2 separate regions of the Homo sapiens genome follow, and region 1 is linked to region 2. A link is an interaction called in ENCODE POLR2A ChIA-PET data of the cell type or tissue named here. Cell type or tissue: GM12878. All regions are shown on one strand. Links, peaks and the distances in the headings refer to the core of each region. The heading gives the core; the rest is flanking DNA.

Region 1 (4,396 bases), core at 100-4,099, 90 kb before region 2:
CTTATGGTTAGATTTAGTTTAAATGAATATCATAAAAGCGATTGCTGTTTTCTCATTGCTATTGTGACAGCTACCACCTGTAATCCTAACACTTTGGGAGGCCAAAGCAGGCAGATCACTTGAGCCCAGGAGTTTAAGACCAGCCTGGGCAACACAGTGAAACCCCGTCTCTACAAAAAAATCCAAAAACACTAGCCAGGCGTGGTAGCACACACCTGTAGTCCAGTTGCTCAGAAGGCTGAGGTAGGACGATCACCTGAGCCCAGGAGGTTGAGGCTGCAGTGGGCAGTGATCACACCACCGTACTCTGGCCTGGGTGACAGAGTAAGGCCCTATCTCAAAAATTAATTAATTAATCAATTAAATTTTTTAAATTTAATTAAAAATAAATTATTATTTTTAAAAATAAGGGGTTCATCCATCTATCTCTTTTCTGTGAACTCTACCAGATGCCCTGGGCAATGTTTCTTTTGACAGTCTTTTTCTTTCAAATTAGGTGACAGTTTCTTCCTATCTACTATCATCAGAGCTACCATTACTTTAACCCTCAATTTTTCATTTCTTATTGTCTTAAAGATGAAGGATTTAACATTTGCCTTCTACTCCAAATTAAGTAACTAAGATGCATCCTGTAATGTAAAGATTTTACAGGGATGCCAATAAGTGACTGTTGGTTTTCTAAAGAGAGGAACCTTCTTTATATTAGGGTAGACAGTGTTCATATGCAATCTGTCTACAACAATTGGCAGCTTGTTCTCTGCATGTAACATAAGGCATGGGACATAGTAGGACTCAGAACCATGGTACATAAATATGTCCAAGATATAAGAGTGATTCTGTTTTCTTAAGTAGTTTGTGAGTAACTCCATTCTAAGTGAATGATCTGAATTTTGAAATCTAGTTGTAGCAGCCAGGCAACTCAATGGCAGGCTGTTGTTAGGTGTTTGGACATCTCTTGACATCCTTTTCTTGGCCAAGCACAGCAGCACAGATCTTCTTTTTTAGTTTTTATTTTTAGACAGAGTCTCGCTCTGTCGCCAGGCTGGAGTGCAGTGGTGGGATCTCAGCTCACTGCAATCTCCACCTCCCAGGTTCAAGCGATTCTCCTGCCTCAGCCTCCCGAGTAGCTGGGATTACAGGCATGCGCCACCACACCCAGCTAATTTTTAGTAAAGACAGGGTTTCACCAAGTCGGACAGGATGGTCTCAATCTCCTGACCTCATGATCCGCCCGCCTCGGCCTCCCAAAGTGCTGCGATAACAGGCGTGAGCCACCGGGCATGGCCTAGATCTTGTTTTAGTAGGCCATGCCTTAGCTGACTCAACATATATTCAAACTGCTCAGGGGAAAGAGTTGCCACTTGTAAAGAGGTTTGAATTTAGAGCATGCTACTAAATTATACAGAGCAACAGGCTTGCTAAAGCTTTTCAAAATAAAAATGTTCAATCCTAGTGAAGGCATAATGAGACGTAAACACTCCGGGAAACAATTTGACAAGATATATATGATGTATCTCCTGGAAATATATCCTAGCTAATTCAAAATGAAGCCAAAGATTTACGCACAAAGATGGTGATTAGCTTTTTGGATAATTAAGAATAAAGACTCTAAGCACCCAAAGAAATGACAAGTTATGGAAAGTTCATAAAATATATAAGACAATGTCAAATTATGCTATGAGAAATTATAGGAATACATTAATACACTCATTCTATTAAGTATACAAAGCATAGAAAGTAAAATTATACATCTATTTATATGCATATAATAAATTATATATATAATAATCCCAACTATGTAAAACATATGCATAGATTTAAAAGTAAAAGAAGGCCGGGCGCTGTGGCTCACACCTGTAACCCAGCACTTTGGGAGGCCAAGGCAGGTGGATCACGAGGTCAGGAGATCAAGACCATCCTGGCTAACATGGTGAAACCCCATCTCTACTAAAAATACAAAAAATTAGCCGGACGAGGTGGCGGGCGCCTGTAGTCCCAGCTATGCGGGAGGCTGAGGCAGGAGAATGGCGTGAACCCCGGCAGGGCGGAGCCTGCAGTGAGCGGAGATCGCGCCACTGCACTCCAGCCTGGGCGACAGCGAGACTCCATCTCAAAAAAAAAAAAAAAAAAAACAACTAAAAGAAAACATGCCAAAAATATTAAGAATGGTACTCCATAAACTGTGGTTTCTCATTTTTCTTTCCACTTTTACCCCAATGGTCTATAATAAATAGTATTAATTTTACAATCAAAAGAGAACTTTTTAAAGCAAAACAAAATACAGTCTGATTTGAAGACTTTCAAATCAAAATCAGTTTTTTTCAAGATAATCTTTCAACTCACAGGAATACTTACATTCACAGAATTCAAAGAAAGAAGTCCAAAGTAGTCCTAACTATGACAGCAAATAATATTATACCAGATAATCCTAACCAAGCTTAGAAATAGCCTTTCCTTCACATTCCAGCTTATTATGCTTATTCTTCATTCAGTAAATAATTATTGAGCACCTACTACCTGCTGGGACTGTTTTAGAAACAGATGTGTTTACCAAGCAGTGAAAAAGAAGACATGACCCGTTTTCTCATAGAACTTGGATTCTGGTGGGGGAAAAGACAACAGACAGGAGGAAAACAAACAAACATGGAATATAATTTCATACAGTGCTAAGCACTATGAAGGAAAAAAATAAAGCAACATAAAATAACAGTGGAAAGCAGGAAGCTATTTTCAATTGGGTGGTCAGAAAAGGTCTCTCTGAAGAGGAGATATCTGATCATGCAAGCTACTGGTATAACAACATAAATAGCATTCCTATTGCGTAATTGACCTGGGATTTAGAAAAGTCTGTTTACAACTTAAAATATAAAAATCATCCCTATGAAAATAGTTTCTACTTTAAGAGGCAGTAAGGTATAATAGAACTAGAAAGACTAGGTTTGAATCGTGGCTCCACTACATAGAAGGTAGATACCCCTGTTTAGGTCACAAGCTCTCTCTCCCTCAGTTCAGTTTCCTCACATATAAAACAGACAGAATAGTGCCTAGCTTATAAAGTTTATAAAGTGAAGAAAGATAATATATGGGAAAGAGCTTAGTAACATGTTTAGGCATGTAGTACTCATTAACTGTAAGTTCCCTACATACTTATAGTTCTTCCACAAATTGAGCACTATATACTAATGGTTCTCTGCGAAGCACTCACTATTTCACTATTGCAAGTAGAAACGTATCACATTTTTATCTTCCAACCACACCGAGGCTCCAAAGTCCAAATCACCGCTGACTAAATTCTTGTTAGATATTGATGCTATAAATGATACTGGCTTAACAAGATTAATATTATTTTTACTAACCTCATACTCACCTTTTCTTTCATTTCATCATGAACTGTTTCCATTTTGAATCCCTAACTCCAAAGTGTGGCCTCCTTCCAATCTGCTTGTGATGGTTAATTTTATGTGTCAACTTGGCTAGACTAGGTTATATGGCCAGTTGTTTGGTCAAATACTAATCTATTAGCAGATATTGGTGTAAGGGTATTGTTAGGTATGATTAACATTTACAATCAGTAGACTTTGAGTCTATTACCCACCATAATGTAGGTAAGCCTCATCCAGTCAATTGAAGGCCTAAGAGAAAAGACTGGGGTTTCCCAGAGAAGGATAAATTTTGCCTCCAGGCTGCAACAGGGAAATCTTGCCTGAGCTTCCAGCCTAATGGCCTGTCTCATAACATTCAATCTTGCCAGCCCCCATGGTCATGTGAGTCAGTTTCCTAAAATATCTATCTACTATTGATTCTGTTTCTCTGGAGAACCCTGACTGACATGCTGATCAATCTTAGAGTTGGTCTCCCTGCTTCCGCCTCTTCTTTCTATGTCTACACAGCAGGTAGAGGGATCCTGTCAAGACATTCAATGACCCCTCTGGTAAAAATTCTCTAATGACTTCCCATCTCATGCAGAATAAAAGCCAAAGTCTACGAAACTCTAGAAGCCCCACAGAATTTCTATGACCTTCCTCCTTCCTTCCCTGATTTCATCTCCTACTACTTTCTCCCTCATTCCACATTCCAGCCAGACATTAGCCTTCTGGCTATTTTAACATGCCACAAACATTCCTACCTCTGGGGCTTGTTGTACACTTGCTGTTCCCTCTACCTGGGATTCTTTTCCTCCAGATAACTGCACAGCTTGCTCCCTCATTTCCTTCAAGTCTTTGCTCAAATGGCTTTCCCTCTTCGCTCTATTTAAAACTGAAGCCCTTCCCAAATCTTGGGGTGCTCTATTCCCCCCTTTTCTCCACAGAACATATTACTATCTAACATCCTGTGTACTTTACTTTTTTTTTTTTTTTTTTTTTTTTTTTGATACAGAGTCTCACTCTGTCGCCCA
Region 2 (4,396 bases), core at 146-4,145:
GCAAATACGTTCTTCTTCACATGGCTTCACTTGGTTCTCAAGTGCATCTTCGCAGGAATCCCCATCCAAGTCTCAGGGTTCCATTTCTTCCCTATCAGGGGCCTGATTTTCATGGAGAAAACTTACTGGGACTACAAAGTTACCCACTGCTGAAGTTCTGCTACTCTTACAATACAATACAGTCCTATGCCTGGACTTCACATGGCACACGTCCTTCTTCACAAGGAGGAGTGCCAAGCAAAGGGGGCAAAGCCCCTTATAAAACCATCGGATCTCTTAAGAACTCACTATCATGAGAACAACAGGGGAGTAACTGTCCCCATCATTCAATTACCTCCCACCAGGTCCCTCCCATGACACGTGGGGATTATGGGAACTACAATTCAAGATGAGATTTGGGTGAGGACACAGCCAAACCGTATCATCAAGAAAATGATTAACAAGTATTATCTGTGAAGTCTTACAGACCCATTGTAAGAAAGACCTGGGTCAGGACTACATTCATGCCTGACCTGTAGAATCCCTACTCTAATGATGAGTCTTTGATGGTGCTTTAGTTTTGGAACTTTTGATCTCCTTTTCAGCACTCTGTCATGGTAGTTTCAGCATATTACCTCATATAACACAGGCCATTATTTTTTCCAAGTACCTAAACACTCTTCCTCTGTTAATTATAACTTCAAGGCCCCTTGTCAGGCTGTTAAATATTGCGTTGTGGAAGAGAATCCTCATATCAGCAAACACTCCTTTAGCCAGATAAATATTCTACCACCCCAATTTCTGTTTCAGCATCCTCAAGGTACATTTGTAAGCAAGCACCCCGTATTCTTGCTAGTACATACTAGTCTGTTCCTACAGATCCTTTGGTGAATAATCCTTTTCTACCCTTAGCAGAACCAGCACTTCCCCAGGTGGGTCATGCTGAGACTTAGCCCTAGTTGTTTGCCTACTGTCCAGGAGGGGTGTGGGGAAAGATCTTGAGGAAGGCAGATATTGTTTTGCAGGTTATCTGCCTCAGTTCAGGCCCCTGCACAGTTTCTGCAAGGAGGGGGCTGCTGTTGTCCTCTAACAAGGGCAAACATTTGCCCAGAATGTTCAAGGGAATCTAAGAGTTAAATGTTCTCAAGTGCATCTTCCCAGGTATCCCCATCGAAGTCTCAGGGTTCCATTTCTCCCCTATCAGGGGCCTGATTTTCATGGAGAAAACTCACTGGGACTACAGAGTTAGCCATTGCTGAAGTTCTGCTACTCTTACAATACAATACAGTCCTATGCCCGGTCTTCAGCACAGTTCGCTTTCCAGCTACAGTATATGGCAGTCTTTTTTTTTTTTTTTTTTTTTTTTTTTGAGATGGAGTCTTGCTCCGTCACCCAGGCTGGAGTGCAGTGGCGCCATCTCAGCTCACTGCAATCTCCGTCTCCCAGGTCCAAGCGATTCTTCTACCTCAACCTCCCGAGTAGCTGGGATTACAGGTGCCTGCAACCATGCCCAGCTAATTTTTGTATCTTTAGTAGAGATGGGGTTTTACCATGTTGGCCAGGCTGGTCTCAAACTCCTGACCTCAGGTGATCTGCCTGCCTTAGCCTCCCAAAGTGTTGGGATTACAGGCGTGAGCCACTACGCCCAGCCAACAATCTTTTTAAATGCTGCTGAAGAGGACTTCTGACTTCACATCTTGCCTTAAACTGGTAACTGTCTCACCTGAGCCTGTCATTTTCTCTCATGCATCAACAGCATCCAGCAACAATAAACGAATTCTGCAGTCCCTTAAATTATTGCTTCCTCTGAATTGTACAAGCCAATGCGACCCCTTCCAGCTGTATTCAATTCTAATTTTCCACAGGTACATATTTCACTAATGGCAACGATATAGCATACCAGGCACTAACAACACTTCCCTTATGATCAGTAATAGGGTCCTTATTGCCATCTGGCCAGCAAGTGATTGAATTCCAAATCTCATCCTTAGAGTCCATTTCCTAGGACAATTACCAGTTCCAAATGTCTTAAGTAGGGTTATTCAGAAGCAGAATATGAAATGAGAACTTGTGTGCAAGTGATCTATTAAGGAAATGCTCCCGGGAGAAATTGGAAAATGAATAGGTGAAGGAGGATAATGGAGGGAAAATGCAAAGCAAGGGTGCAGTCTCAAGCAAAGTCCTGTGGGTGGGTAGTTTCAGCCTGATCCCACAGGGGAATTTCAGAATATAAATTATGCCTCAGAGTTTGTCCTGACTTGTTGCAAGGGAGCTGGGCTTTCATACTCCCACACCAGCCAGTCACTGGCTGAGACCCACCCATCTCAGGGTGGGTGGATGTAAATTCTCAGGCACTTCTGACTCTGACTCCAGTAGCCAAGAGCAGGCCTTTAAAGAGAGCCTCAGGTGTGGACGGTTAGAAGCAAAAGCCTCAGGAACTGGGGCGAGGCAAACAGAAACCATAAAAGGGGATCTGGGTGGAGCCCAAACAGTATCCACTATGTGCTTGTTATTTTTCCTCCCCAACTCTCTTTTCACTCCTCTGACCCTGGAGGAGAAGAGCAAAGTGGCAGAAACGGTGAAGACACAAACTACATTAGAATAGGCTAGGTTAAGTTACAGCTGTGGTAACAACCCTAAAATCTCAGCAGCTTACCCCCATTCAGTTTACCTTTTGCTTATGCCTTGTGTCCTGTGTGGATTGTGAGGGGCCCTGCTCTCCATGGTCACCAGGGGTAAAGTTGTTGGAGGTTCTGCTGTCTTGTTCTGCACCATCTAAAATCCACAGCCTCCTCGTGTGCTTTAATAGGAAGAGAGAGACCAGAGGGTCGCGCTTGGCTTTTCTTTTTTTTTTTTTTTTTTTTTTTTTGAGATGGAGTCTAGCTCTGCCGCCCAGGCTGGAGTGCAGTGGCGCGATCTCGGCTCACTGCAAGCTCCGCCTCCCAGGTTCATGCCATTCTCCTGCCTCAGCCTCCCGAGTAGCTGGGACTACAGGCGCCCACCACCACGCCCAGCTAATTTTTTTTTTTTGTATTTTTAGTAGAGACGGGGTTTCACCGTGTTAGCCAGGATGGTCTCGATCTCCTGACCTCGTGATCCACCCGCCTCGGCCTCCCAAAGTGCTGGGATTACAGGCGTGAGCCACAGCACCCGGCCTGCACTTGGCTTTTTAGTGTGCTTCACCATAGGTGTGACAATCATGTCATTAGGCAGAATGGGTCACCAGGACTTGCCTGACTGCAGGGAGGCCAGAAATGTAGAGGATCCAAATGGTGCATTTGGTGAGAATTGTCCCAACCACACCGGTCTTTGTCACTATGAGCTTCTAAGTTTAGTTTAAGCTTGAGCTGGGTGAGAAGGAGGTTATTTTTTTGAGACAGGGTCTCGTTCTGTCACCCAGGTTGGAGTGCAATGGAGTGATCTTGGCTCACTGCAACCTCCACCACCCTGGCTCAAGCTATCCTCCCACCTCAGCCTCCTGAGTAGCTAAGACAACAAGTGTGTGCCACCACGCCCAGCTAATTTTTTGCATTTCTTGTAGAAACAGAGTTTCATCATGTTGCCCAGGCTGGTCTCAAACTCCTGAGCTCAAGGGACCCACTCGCCTTGGCCTTCCAATGTGCTGGGATTATTGGCATGAGCCACCATGCCTAGCCTGAGAAAAAGTTTTATTTTATTTTATTTTATTTATTTATTTATTTATTTATTTTTGAGATGGAGTCTAGCTTTTGTCACCCAGGCTGGAGTGCAATGGCACGATCTCGGCTCACTGCAACCTCCGCTGCCCAAGTTCCAGCAGTTCTCCTGTCTCCACCTCCCAAGTAGCTGGGACTACAGGCGCCCACCACCACACCCAGCTAATTATTGTATTTTTAGTAGAGACAGGGTTTCACCACATTAGTCAGGCTGGTCTCGAACTCCTGACCTCAGGTGATCTGCCTGCCTTGGCCTCCCAAAGTGCTGGGATTACAGGCGTGAGCTTCCGCACCCAGCCGAGAAAAAGTTTTACATCAATGTGAAAGTAAAACGTGGTAACTAGACTTTACAAAGTGATTTTGGAAAAGGTATGAGATTTGCCAGATAATTTTTTTTTTAATCATCAAGGTAGAGGGAAATGGTTTTACCTAGCACAGAAGATATGTAGTCACATGAAAGAATAAGATTCCTAATGAAAAACCAGAAAATAGCCAGAATCCCTAACTGTATAGTACTGATTAAGTAGATAATAAACATTCATAGGGTGGTGGGTTAATTAGCCACTTAAAACGATGTTTCTGGCCAGGCGCTGTGGCTCACACCTGTAATCCCAGCACTTTGGGAGGCCGAGGTGGGGAGATCAGCTGAGGTCGGGAGTTCGAGATCAGCCTGACCAATATGGAGAAACCCTGTCTCTACTAAAAATACAAAATTAGCTGGG

What was found. Peaks named below come from ENCODE experiments on the same cell type or tissue, not always from the same donor. Only the 100,000 strongest peaks of a DNase experiment are listed, where the experiment ranks them.
Region 1: POLR2A ChIA-PET joins it to region 2 with 5 read pairs; 3 of 35 experiments call an interaction of 5 or more read pairs at or near these places.

What each region holds. Positions count from the first base shown.
Region 1 is chr5:171,942,463-171,946,858 of GRCh38, forward strand. The region is part of intron 2 of FBXW11 (F-box and WD repeat domain containing 11); the gene reads right to left. Among named protein-coding and RNA genes, the nearest start is that of FBXW11, 62 kb to the right of the region's middle. RefSeq lists an enhancer at 1,087-1,586. In GM12878, for the core only: no CTCF peak of the experiment used is centred there; no DNase peak of the experiment used is centred there; H3K27ac peaks cover 191 bases.
Region 2 is chr5:172,032,896-172,037,291 of GRCh38, forward strand. No RefSeq gene overlaps it. Among named protein-coding and RNA genes, the nearest start is that of FBXW11, 28 kb to the left of the region's middle. RefSeq lists a silencer at 2,289-2,358. In GM12878, for the core only: no CTCF peak of the experiment used is centred there; a DNase peak (open chromatin) is centred at 2,346; H3K27ac peaks cover 253 bases.